Linked DNA regions of Homo sapiens: all the other regions are linked to region 3. A link is an interaction called in ENCODE POLR2A ChIA-PET data of the cell type or tissue named here. Cell type or tissue: OCI-LY7. All regions are shown on one strand. Region 1 has its middle 43 kb from the start of CLINT1. Region 2 has its middle 22 kb from the start of TIMD4. Region 3 overlaps TIMD4 (T cell immunoglobulin and mucin domain containing 4).

Region 1 (4,000 bases), 980 kb after region 3:
CAAAAAGAAAATGCAAAGGAAAAAACTTTTTTTTTTTTTTTTTTTTTGAGACAGAGTCTTACTCTGTCCTCCAGGCTGGAGTTTCTCCCAGGTTCAAGAGATTCTTGTGCCTCAGCCTCCTGAGTAGCTGGGACTACAGGCATGTGCCACCATGCCCAGCTAATTATTTTATTTTTAGTAGAGATGGGGTTTTACCGTGTCCAGCTAATTTTTGTATTTTTAATAGAGATGGGGTTTCATCATGTTGGCCAAGCTGGTCTCAAACTCCTGGTCACAATTGATCTGCCCACCTTGCCCTCCCAAAATGCTGGGTTACAGGTGTGAACCACCGTGCCCAGCTGCAAAGGAAACTTTTATAAATCTTCCCAATCTCTTCTATAAGAATTGTACCCTTTTGCCTTCCTGCCATCGACAAATGAAAAGATCTCTTTCAGAATACCATCACAGAACACATTGTCAATCTTTTGGATTTTTTTGCCCATCCAATAGATGAGAAATGGTATCTTATCATGGCTTTACACCACATTTCTCTCCTTATGAGCAAGATTGATTTTTTCATGTGTTTAAAAGTCATTCACGTTTGTCTTTTTTATGACCTGTGTTCATGTCTCTCATCTATTTTGCTGTAGAGTTGGTCTTTTCTCTATATTTAGCTCTTTCTTTGTGAATGATTAGCAAACTGGGGTCCATCATTAACAACTGTGTTGGACGCCTTTCCTGGCTGCTCCCTTCTGTGGTCTCCAGGCCTCTCAGGTCCCTGCTGCCATCCTGTTCAGTCCTTAGGCCTTTAGAACAACACTAAGCTGTGCACTTCCTGCAACTGTGCTTTTGTCCTCACAGGCCAGGTGGTGGGAGCACAGCAAGAGAAACAAAAACAGCAGGTGTTCTCCCCACGTTGTTGGGACTATAGCCCCTGTGATTGGAGAGGATGGTTCACCCCCTCAGAAGGTTAGCCCCCGGGCACCTCCACTGCTGTTACCGTGGCTATCATTGCAACTGTTGTGACCATTGGATTGCCTTGGGCTGGCATATGAGAGAACAGAGAAAAGAAAAGACAAATCCCTTTTTTTTTTTTTTTAAGTCAGAGTCTCGCTGCATCGTCCAGGCTGGAGTGCAGTGGAATGATCTCAGCTCACTGCAACCTGTGCCTCCTGGGCTCAAGTGATCCTCCTGCCTCAGCCTCCCGAGTAGCTGGGATTACAATTGTGTGCCACCTCGCCCGGCTAATTTTTGTATTTTTAGTAGAGACAGGGTTTCACCATGTTAGCCAGGCTGCTCTTGAACTCCTGCCCTCATAATCCACCCACCTTGGCCTTGAAAGTGCTGGGATTACAGATGTCAGCCACTGTGCCCAGCCGTGAAAAGAAAAATGTTAGTTCTGCTTAGCATTAGGCATTCCCTTTCTCTCTCCTGAAGCAGAAACTGGAGGGATTCTCCTGCCTCACGCCTTCTCTGTGTCCAGTGCCCAACTTTGGGCATCAGGATGTCTTGAAATCAGAACAACAACAAAAAGGGAAATTCACAGCTGGTTCAGTGGTATTTCAGATTGTGGTCTTCTCCAGTCTGCCTTCTAGTGCTTAAATTAAGAAAGCTCCATGACTTCTGCCTAGGTTTTATAGCTACATTCACGGGGAGAGACAGGATGGAATGTGCTTACATGGTCTTACCTGGAACCGGAACTGCTGCCTCAAGGATTTTGCACTTATTTTCTTCCCTGCTTGAAATAATTTTCACATAGATCATTGATTATCAAACTCCTACTCATATTTCAAGTTTTACCTCAAATGTCACCTGCCCGGAGAATCCTTTCTTGACTGCCCTCCTTAAAGTGGCCTTCTTAAACCCACACACCCCTGGCTACATCATGCCGTTATATTGTCTTCATAGCATCCAGCACTGCTTTACATTATCTTGTATGTGTGTGTCTTGCTTCATGGCTGTTCTCCCCCTAACCTCCACCCTCTCCTCCCTGAAGGCAAGCACCTATCTTGCTAATTACTTTCTTACCTGTGTTTAGAACATTGACAGGTAGAGAGTGCCCAGTAAAATACATGTTGAGTAAAGGAATGGAAAGCAATTAAAGCTGGGCATGGTAGCTCAAGCCTGTAATCTCAGCACTTTCGGAGGCTGAGCAGGAGCATGCCTTGAGCCCAGGAATTGGAGACCAGCAATATACCTGCAATACCAGCAATACCTGGGCAATAGAGTGAGACCTCGTCTTTACGAAAACTAAATAAATTAAATTAAAGAATTAAACAGCATTTGAGTAAAATAATATTTGTTGGCTAATGTCTGAAGGAGACAATTTTACTGCAGATGAGGCCACAGACATGGGACAGCAGGTCTAGGCAGTGCCGTTCACGAGACAGGGATGGCTGGAGGGGTGGTCTTATGGCGCAGGAGTGAGAATCCGAGACTGTGGCCCCTGTCCTGGCTTTGCCACTAAATTGTTCTGAGATTCTGGAAAATCACTTCATCTCTTTGGGCCTTAATCTCCTCGACTGAGAAATACTAGAATGAGATTTTTTAAGCCATAAAGTCCTTTCAACTTCAGCACCTTAGGCTTCTCAAGCATTTAAGTCAACTTAAATGCTTTTCAGTTTAGTTACAGAATCCGGAAGGATTAGTTATGCCAGAAGAACCTGTCTCTGCAATACGAAATCTTCTTTTGGCAAGAAAGGGAATGAGATAATTATAGCAAGTGTTCTCCTTAGATCCTGACATTAAAAGGACCTGCTTGCTCCCAGGAGTATACATCTATTTTAACAATTATTTTTTTCTTCTCCAATTTCATGTATAACATCGACGCAGAATATAAGACCCCATTTACGTACTGTAGTGTCTTTTGGCTTTGGGAGCTGTTAGGTGGGTCATTTTCCAGATTCCCCATATACACAGCACACAGAGAAAGAGGGCGTTGCTTGAAATTTTTGGCACCACCAACCCATCTCCTCCCTCAAACATTTTTCCCGGCACTGACACTCTGGTTGGGTCTGGAGTATCAGAGTCACACCTCTGCTTCCCAGTGTAATGGGTATGGACACAGAGATCCTATTATTTTTAGTTTGCTGCGGACATCATGGGCCCCTCCAATTGGTGTAAACATTTTGGTTTCGACTAAGTTCTCCAGGAGATGTATTTAGGAGACACACAGGCCAGATCCAAACATGCTGAGGCACCTGGAAGGCTGCTTCAGGAATGTGGTAGTGTATAAATAAATTGCTCTGCTATTTCTTCTGTCTACAGTTAATATGTGAATCATATTCAAGTTATTTGCCACAATGGAATGAATAGCCTTTTTCAGCAAAGTTAGAAAGAGCCCTTTTCTCCCTTTCCCTGGTTTCCCTCACATTTTTTTCTGTTTATCTGTGCCTGAATAGTCACTTACCTGTTTATCTTTTATCTGGGCCTGGATAGCCATTCACTCACAGGACATTTGCGATGTTCTAGTTACTGTCTAGCCCATGAGATGAATCTACATTCAAGAAGAGCTTTTGCTTTTCTTCATAAATATTTTGACATTTTATTGCCAGTCAGTTCTTCCGTTGCTACATCTCTGAATCTCTGAGAATATAGTGCCAGTGGTTTCCTTAATATGAAGCTAATAAAATTGTCAAAGCATTTTTAAATGACCTGTGTAATTATAAGATAGCACTGCTGTTGGGCAGTGAGGTATAATTTGGTTTCGTTGTCACAGAGTATTCAAGTGAGAAAGTTTATACCCTGCATGTTCTATCTGGAAAGAATTACTTTTCATTACTTGTGTGGGCTTTTATTTATTTTATTTTATTTTTCTAGATGAGGTCTTGTTCTGTTGCCCAGGCTAGAGTGCAGGGCACAATCACAGCTCACTGATGTCTTGACCTTCCAGGCTCAAGCAATCCTCCCGCCTCAGCCTCCCAAGTAGCTGGGACTACAGGTGCATGCCAGCATCCCCAGCTAATTAAAAAAAATTTTTTTTTTTAGAAGTGAGGTCTCCCTACGTTGTCCAGGCTGTTCT
Region 2 (4,000 bases), 64 kb after region 3:
GAGGTTGCAGTGAGCCAAGATTGTGCCACTGCACTCCAGCCTGGGTGACAGAGCAAGACTCTGTCTCAAAAAAAAAAAAAAAAAAAGAAAAGAAAAGAAAGAAAAAGAAAAGAAAAACAAAAATGTGGTACATACAAACCATGGAATACTATGCAGCTATTAAAAAAAAGAATGAGATCATGTCCTTGGCAGGAGCACAGATGGAGCTGGAGGCTATCATCCTTAGCAAACTAACGCAGGAACAGAAACCCAAATAACTCATGTTCTCACTTGTAGGTCGAAGCTAAATGATGAGAATGCCTCGTGGACACGTAAAGGAGAAAATAAACACTGGGGCTTATCAGAGGGTGGAGGGTGGGAAGAGGGAGGGGATCAGGAAAAATAACTAATGGGTACTAGGCTTAATACTTGGGTGACAAAATAATCTGTATAACAAACCCTCATAACACAAGTTTACCTATGCAGTAAACCTGCACATGTACTCCTAACCTTAAAATAAAAGTTAAAAAAAGTAATAAAGAATGTTGTAGGTGCATATTTATTGATGTGAAAAGATCCCCAGGATAGAAGTGAGGAAAATGATCTTCATCTTGAGTGTGACAATTAAAATACAAAAGATCAACAACCTTAACCCACTCTTGTAAGAAGGAGCACATACATACACAGACAAAAGCCTGAAAGGTTATATTTTTAAAATTGTTTAACAATGTGTCTCTTCTGGGCAAAGGAAACAGGTGATTTTTTTATCCTTTTTCTTTTATATATATACATCTTCTAATTTTGTATAACAATTTTATTTTTGAGACAGGCTGTCATTCTGTCACCCAGGATCGAGTGCAGTGGCATGAATATGGCTCACCGCAACCTCCACTTCCCAGGTTCAAGTGATCCTCCCACCTCAGCCTCCCAAGTAGCTGTGATTACAGGTGCACACCACCATACCAGACTAATTTTTTGCATTTTTGGTAGAGACAGAGTTGTGTCATGTTAGTCAGGCTAGTCTCAAACTCCTGAGCTCAGGTGATCCACATGCCTCAGCCACCCAAAGTGCTGGGATTACAGGTGTGAGCCACTGCACCTGGCCCTGTATCTTGAGTGTGTTGGTAGTTATACAATTGTATATATTTGCCAATCTGAGGTATACCCGAAATGGGTGAGTTCTACTGTATGTAAATCATACCCCAATATAGCTGTTTTTACGAAGCATGCAACAAAACTTAAGAAAAAAACACTATCAAAGTATGTGGAAATATAAAATGTAAAGCTCTATAGAAATATAAAGAATTTTTCTTTAGTGCTTTTCTTTGAAAACAAAACAAAGAAGTGGCTGGCAACATGGCCAAATAGGAAGAGCTCCGGTCTGCAGCCCCCAGCGAGTTCACCGCAAAAGGTGGGTGATTTCTGCATTTCCAGCTGAGGTAGCCAGCTCATCTCATAGGGACTGGTTAGACAGCGGGTGCAGCTCACGGTGGGCGAGCCAAGCAGGGTGGGGTGTCGCCTCACCCAGGAAGTGCAAGGGGTTGGGGAACTCCCTCCCCTAGCCAAGGAAAGCCTTGAGGGACTGTGCCATGAGGAACGGTGCATTCCGGTCCAGATACTAAGCTTTTCCCATGGTCTTCACAACCAGCAGACTAGGAGATTCCCTTGGGTGCCTATGCCATCAGGACCTTTATTTAAAGCACAAAACTGGGCGGCCATTTGGACGAACACCAAGCTAGCTACAGGAGTTTTTTTTCATACCCTAGTGGCACCTGGAACACCAGTGAGATAGAACTGTTCACAACCCCCTGGGAAGGGGGCTGAAGCCAGGGAGCCAAGTGGTCTAACTCAGCGGATCCCACCCCCATGGAGCCCAGCAAGCTGAGATCCACTGGCTTGAAATTCTTGCTGCCAGCACAGCAGTCTGAAGTTGATCTGGGATGCTCCACTCCAGCTTGGTGGCAGGAGGGGAGTCCACCATTACTGAGGCTTGAGTAGGTGGTTTTCACCTCACAGTGTAAACAAAGCTGCAGGGAAGTTTGAACTGGATGGAACCCACCACAGCACTGCAAAACCACTGTAGCCAGACTGCCTCTCTGGATTCCTCCTCTCTGGGTAGGGCATCTCTGAAAGAAAGGCAGCAGCCCCAGTCAGGGCTTATAGATAAAACTCCCATCTCCCTGGGACAGAGCACCTGGGGGAAGGGGCAGCTGTGGGCGCAGCTTCAGCAGACTTAAACATTCCTACCTGCCGGCTCTGAAGAGAGCAGGGGATCTCCCAGAACAACACTTGAGCTCTCCTAAGAGACACACTGCCTCCTCAAGTGGGTCCCTGACTCCCGTGCCTCCTCACTGGGAGACACCTTCCAGCAGGGGTCAAGAGAAATCTCATACAGGAGACCTCCAGCTGGCATCTGGCGGGTGCCCCTATGGGATGAAGCTTCCAGAGGAAGGAACAAGCAGCAATCTTTGCTGTTCTGCAGCCTCTGCTGGTGATACCCAGGCAAACAGGGTCTGGAGTGGACCTCCAGCAAACTCCAGCAGACCTGCAGCAGAGAGGCCTGACTGTCAAAAGGAAAACAAACAAACAGAAAGGAATAGGATCAACATCAACAAAAAGGACATCCACACAGAAACCCCAACCAAAGGTCACCAACATTAAAGAGCAAAGGTAGATAAATCCGTGAAGATGAAGAAAAACCAGAGCAAAAAGGCTGAAAATTCCCAAAACCAGAATGGCTCTTCTCCAAAGGATCACAACTCCTCTCCAGCAAGGGAACAAAACTGGACGGTGAATGAATTTGATGAATTGACAGAGGAGGTTTCAGAAGATAGGTAATAACAAACTCCTCTGAGCTAAAAGAGCAGGTTCTAACCCAATGCAAGGAAGCTAAGAACCTGAGAAAAGGTTAGACAAATTGCTAACTAGAATAATCATTTTAGAGAAGAACATAAATAACCTGATGGAGCTGAAAAACACAGCACGAGAACTTGTGTATGCTTTGTGAAGCATACACAAATATCAATAGCAGAATTGATCAAGTGGAAGAAAGGATATCAGAGATTTTAAATCAACTTAATGAAGTAAAGCATGAAGACAAGATTAGAGAAAAAAGAATGAAAAGGACCAAACAAAGCCTCCAAGAAATATTGGACTGTGTGAAAAGACCAAACCTACATTTGATTGGTATACCTGAAAGTGATGGGGAGAATGGAACCAAGTTGGAAAACACTCTTCAGGATATTATCCAGGAGAACTTCCCCAACAGAGCAAGGCAGGCCAACATTCAAATTCAGGAAATACAGAAAACACCACAAAGATACTCCTTGAGAAGAGCAACCCCAAGACACATAATTGTCAGATTCACCAAGGTTGAAATGAAGGAAAAAATGTTAAGGGCAGCCAGAGAGAAAGGTCGGGTTACGCACAAAGGGAAGCCCATCAGACTAACAGCAGATCTCTTTGCAGGAACCCTACAAGCCAGAAGAGTGGGCCAATATTCAATATTCTTAAAGAAAATAATGTTCAACCCAGAATTTCATATCCAGCCAAACTAAGCTTTATAAGTGAAGGAGAAATAAAATCCTTTACACACAAGTAAATGCTGAGAGATTTTGTCACCACCAGGCCTGCCTTACAAGAGCTCCTGAAGGAAGCACTAAACATGGAAAGGAACAACCACTGCAAAAACATACCAAATTGTAAAGACCATCGACACCATGAAGAAACTGCATCATCTATTGGGCAAAATAACCAGCTAGCATCATAATGACAGCATCAAATTCACACATAGCAATATTAACCTCAAATGTAAATGGGCTAAATGCCCCAGTTAAAAGACACAGACTGGCAAATTGGACAAAGAATCAAGACCCATCAGTGTGCTGTATTCAGGAGACCCATCTCACATGCAGAGACACACATAGGCTCAAAATAAAGGGATGGAGGAAGATCTACCAAGCAATGGAAAGCAAAAAAAAGCAGGGGTTGCAATCCTACTCTCTGAAAAAACAGACTTTAA
Region 3 (4,000 bases):
GGCATAAAAGGAGAGATACGAATCCATACGAGATGAAGGCAATTAGGGTAACAAAAGAACCAGAAATTGTATCCCAGAAGCAAGGAAATTTGGAGAAACATGAGATTCTCCTTCTAATACCTGAAGAGTTAACAGCTCTCCAGTACTTCCCAGCATGCTTAGAGCAATAGCAACATTAATGGAATAAGCACATGTTTCTCCAAAGGTAACCATCTTTTGGATTTCTACTCTCTTGACATTACCTTTAAGAGAGAAAAAAAAAAATCAGTCTTATTGACTGATGGAGCCTATAGATTTTTTGTCCTGTTAGTTCACACAACACTGATCCGGCAGTTAATAAAGGAGATGTTCTGATAGGCATAAGGAGCTCAACTATGACCTATGGGCAGATGTCATCCGGAGACAGATTTTGCTATAAATATTTCTTAATCTCAGAACTGCTCTGAGATTGAATGGACTCCCTTGCGTGTGGTAAGGAGTTCACTGTCACTGAAAGTGTTCAAGTGTACTGTGAAAGATCACTTAGCGGTGATTCTACAGAGATGATTAGAGCATGGACAGAGAAGTTGTGGTCTCTAAAGTACCCTTCATTCATGAAACTAAAGCAAGCCTGGATCAATGACATCCATGGAATAAGTGAGTCTTTTTTATGAAACAAGGAAATCTACTAAGACTTATTTTGACACTGGAGTGTCATGCCCCCATCCTCAATCTAACATGCTACTGCGTTGTTAGAGGGTAAAAAGGCCGTCTTCGTCTTCCCTTCCATGCTGCACGTCATTGAGGACATTTTTACTATCTCCAATGTAGTCTAGCCTGTAAACAGAAAAGAGGGGCTCATAATGGGAAACACAAGACTAGAAAACAAAACAAAACAGATGCTGCTAAGTTACAGTGCAATTACCCTTAAAGTTCAAAGGGCTCACAGTTCATTTAGTCTAAGCTCCACATTTTACAGATGGGAAAACTGAGGCTGCAGGGGAAAAAGAGTTTCTGCCAATCCATTATAATGAGATAAAAAAGATTCTTAGCAAAATATAAAATCATGATTTCAATACGTTTATTTACCAAAAGGTCTCTAAGTGTGACCTTGAAAGGTCACCTCGCTGGGTGTCAATTTTCCTTCTTGCTAATACATATTGTGGTATTAATGCAACTAATTAGTGAATGCAATTAATTAGGCAAGGACTTCATTAATAATTTATGCCTTTTTTAAAAATTTCTTTTCCAAAAGCTATAGAATAGGGCAAATAGCTAAAATCCCTTACTAGAGAATCTTCAAATACTATTTTTAAAAAGGCCCCAAAACAAGCTGCTTCCATGGTCTAACTGGGCAGAGGAACCAACTCCCAGGAATAATATTCTACATGCTTTTTTCATTTTCCATATTGCCAACGCTCCTCAATAAACTCCAGTTTAACAATGGCCTCTTAAACTAACTTACCCATAGGTGAACAAAAAATTTCAGAGTAAAGTGCCATATCACCTTCTTTCTTTTGCGTGCTATACTTCTATTAATCCCACCTGCCTTGGTACTGGCATTTTGCTCAGAGTGTTAACCAAGACACAGGTTAATGTGAGCTAAATCTGCACAACTTTTTCACTTCTAATGTCACATCTTTCCAACTCTATGTGTAATCGTAACACAAGCTCAAGTCATTAAACCACTGAGTAGTAGCTAATCATTTGTAACAGCTTGTACAATCATTACAACACCCATTCATGCAAGATAGATTACCTTGTGTGTTTCTGCGAACAATAGGTTTCCATGAGTTTCCCTGAAAAGACAAGGCCACAGTGTGAGCAGAGTGGCTGCGGTGCATAGAACATGCAAAATGCTGGGGGAATTCCAGTGCTGCCCCGCAAAGAGCAGATATGGGCCAAAGGTGAGAACCAGTGGCTGGCTTTGGCAGAAAAAGCCATTCCCTTTCCCAGGTCAAACACTTGCTATTTTAACCACAGTTAGTGCTCATCAATTACCAAGTTGTTCCAACATTCTGGGCAATGGTGTTAAGCTATTTCATTCTGAGTCATCTGCCTATCCAGAATTCAAGCACTCACTTGGGTTTCAAAACACTTCTTTACGAGACATACTCAGAATTTTCCAAAACTGTAATCATGCCTTTGTATGAAGGCTAACAGCAGGATTCCAGTAAATTTTAAATTTGCTTTTGCACCTGGGGCAGGTGTTGAAATATACAAGTTTCATTATTATTCAAATCAGCTGAGATGGTTACTAGTCTCATCTCCTGACATACTGCCCTGAAACAGCTTTTGTTAATGAGTACAGAACAATTTATCCCCATTTTACAACAGTACCAGGTGCCACGTGCCTATAATTTGCCTGAAAACCATAAGCTGTTTCATGGCTGTTTTTGTAGCATTTTAAAACTTTTGGGGGCGGGGGGCAGGGGTGGGATGGAGGTGCAAGGTCATGGAGCAGCTTGCTAACTTAATGAAAACTACAGACCTTGTCCCCTGAAAAATGCAGGCATGAACACATAAACACTTTTGCATGTGATTTCAAAGGATTCACATTACCCTTGAAGTCCATCTGTGGCCTCCAGGTTAAGAAAGCTTGCTTTTAGGGAACATATAAGAAAACCAGGATCACGCCAGGCATGGTGGCTCATGCCTGTAATCCCAGAGCTTTGGGAGGCTAAAGTGGGTGGATCACCTGAGGTCAGGAGTTTGAGTCCAACCTAGCCCACATGGTGAAACCCCCTCCTACTAAACATACAAAAATTAGTCCCGTGTGATGGCGTGAACCTGTAGTCTCAGCTACTCAGGAGGCTGAGGCAGGAGAATCACTTGAACCCAGGAGGCGGAGGTGCAGTAAGCTGAGATCACGCCACTGCACTCCAGCCTGGACAACAGAATGAGACTCTCTCAAAAAAAAAAAAAAAAAAAAAAAAAAAAAAGAAGAAGAAAACCAGGATTGTTCATGGTCTTCGTCCTGCAACAATCCTAGCCAAAAGAAGAGACAAGCTAGGGTTTTCCCAACCAAAGAACAGAGAAAGTGAACAAAGTAGGAAATAGTACTTTCCTCTTAAGGCAGTAATAGGGATAAAATGAATTAGGCACATCAAGAGTATACCATCAGGACTGGCACAGAAATGTCCAATAAATGAAGGTGCTCTTCTGCTTTTTTTCCTTTTCCAAAACGTAAACTCTACCAGGAGGTTAATACACAGAGTCATTAGCAGCTTGGGGAGAATGAACTTACCTGTTACTTCCCTGGCTGGGATGGGAACAATGGCAGAACTGAGCCTCTTTGGGGAGGGATAAAGGGGAAGGAAGTGGAGACAACTCCAGATCCTCCTGCAGTCGCCAGGGTTCTGAAGTGCTCCATCACCTGGCCCTCCCTCCTTACCTCTCAGGAGAAACGCCACAAACAATGCGAAGAGCACAAATCCCAAGGAGGGGGCGATGATCATCAGTAGTTGGGAGATGGGCATTTCATTCTTCATTGACATGGGTATTCCATCCATCTGATGGGACACAGGCAAGGAGATGGACCCAGTCACTGCTAGATGCCACCCTCACAAGATGACATCCCAGCCCAATAGCACCTTACAACCACCAGCAGTTTCACTACATTTCACCACCTTTTGTCAAAAATCTCTGAAAACCCAAAACACGTGACCCATATCCCAAAATTTTCCGAAGTGTTAGACATCAGGCATAAGGAGCTGTGGGGCTCAGGGGTCTGAGGATAAAAAATAACTGTTGTGAGCTGTGTTCTCCATGGTCAAATCTCTTTCCTAGCCGCTGCTCAAATCCTTTGAGCTCTCCCTAGCCCTGTGCTACTCTTTTCATGGCTGACTTAGGCTTCTAGAGAAAACAGGATGAAAGAGAAAATGAAACTTAATTTCACATTTTCTACAGCAGTGGTTCTCAAAGTCTAGATGGGGGGCCCATGAGATCAAAATGATTTTCATGAGACATTTTTTGCCATTTTCACTATCATTCTCTCATGAGATATACAGTATACTTTCCC

The links. ChIA-PET counts read pairs that join two places held together with the same protein. Peaks named below come from ENCODE experiments on the same cell type or tissue, not always from the same donor. Only the 100,000 strongest peaks of a DNase experiment are listed, where the experiment ranks them.
Region 1: POLR2A ChIA-PET joins it to region 3 with 5 read pairs; 1 of 35 experiments calls an interaction of 5 or more read pairs at or near these places.
Region 2: POLR2A ChIA-PET joins it to region 3 with 5 read pairs; 2 of 35 experiments call an interaction of 5 or more read pairs at or near these places.

Annotation. Positions count from the first base shown.
Region 1 is chr5:157,900,004-157,904,003 of GRCh38, forward strand. No RefSeq gene overlaps it. Among named protein-coding and RNA genes, the nearest start is that of CLINT1, 43 kb to the left of the region's middle. In OCI-LY7, no CTCF peak of the experiment used is centred here; DNase peaks (open chromatin) are centred at 838 and 1,527; H3K4me3 peaks cover 331 bases; H3K27ac peaks cover 1,866 bases.
Region 2 is chr5:156,982,815-156,986,814 of GRCh38, forward strand. No RefSeq gene overlaps it. Among named protein-coding and RNA genes, the nearest start is that of TIMD4, 22 kb to the left of the region's middle. In OCI-LY7, no CTCF peak of the experiment used is centred here; no DNase peak of the experiment used is centred here; H3K27ac peaks cover 753 bases.
Region 3 is chr5:156,918,726-156,922,725 of GRCh38, forward strand. It overlaps TIMD4 (T cell immunoglobulin and mucin domain containing 4), which reads right to left. Exons shown (of 9, transcript NM_138379.3): 7 at 3,374-3,491; 8 at 1,739-1,778; 9 at 567-816. The coding sequence ends at 732. Among named protein-coding and RNA genes, the nearest start is that of TIMD4, 42 kb to the right of the region's middle. RefSeq lists enhancers at 2,069-2,178, 3,748-4,000. In OCI-LY7, no CTCF peak of the experiment used is centred here; DNase peaks (open chromatin) are centred at 406, 2,207 and 3,879; H3K4me3 peaks cover 2,317 bases; H3K27ac peaks cover 4,000 bases.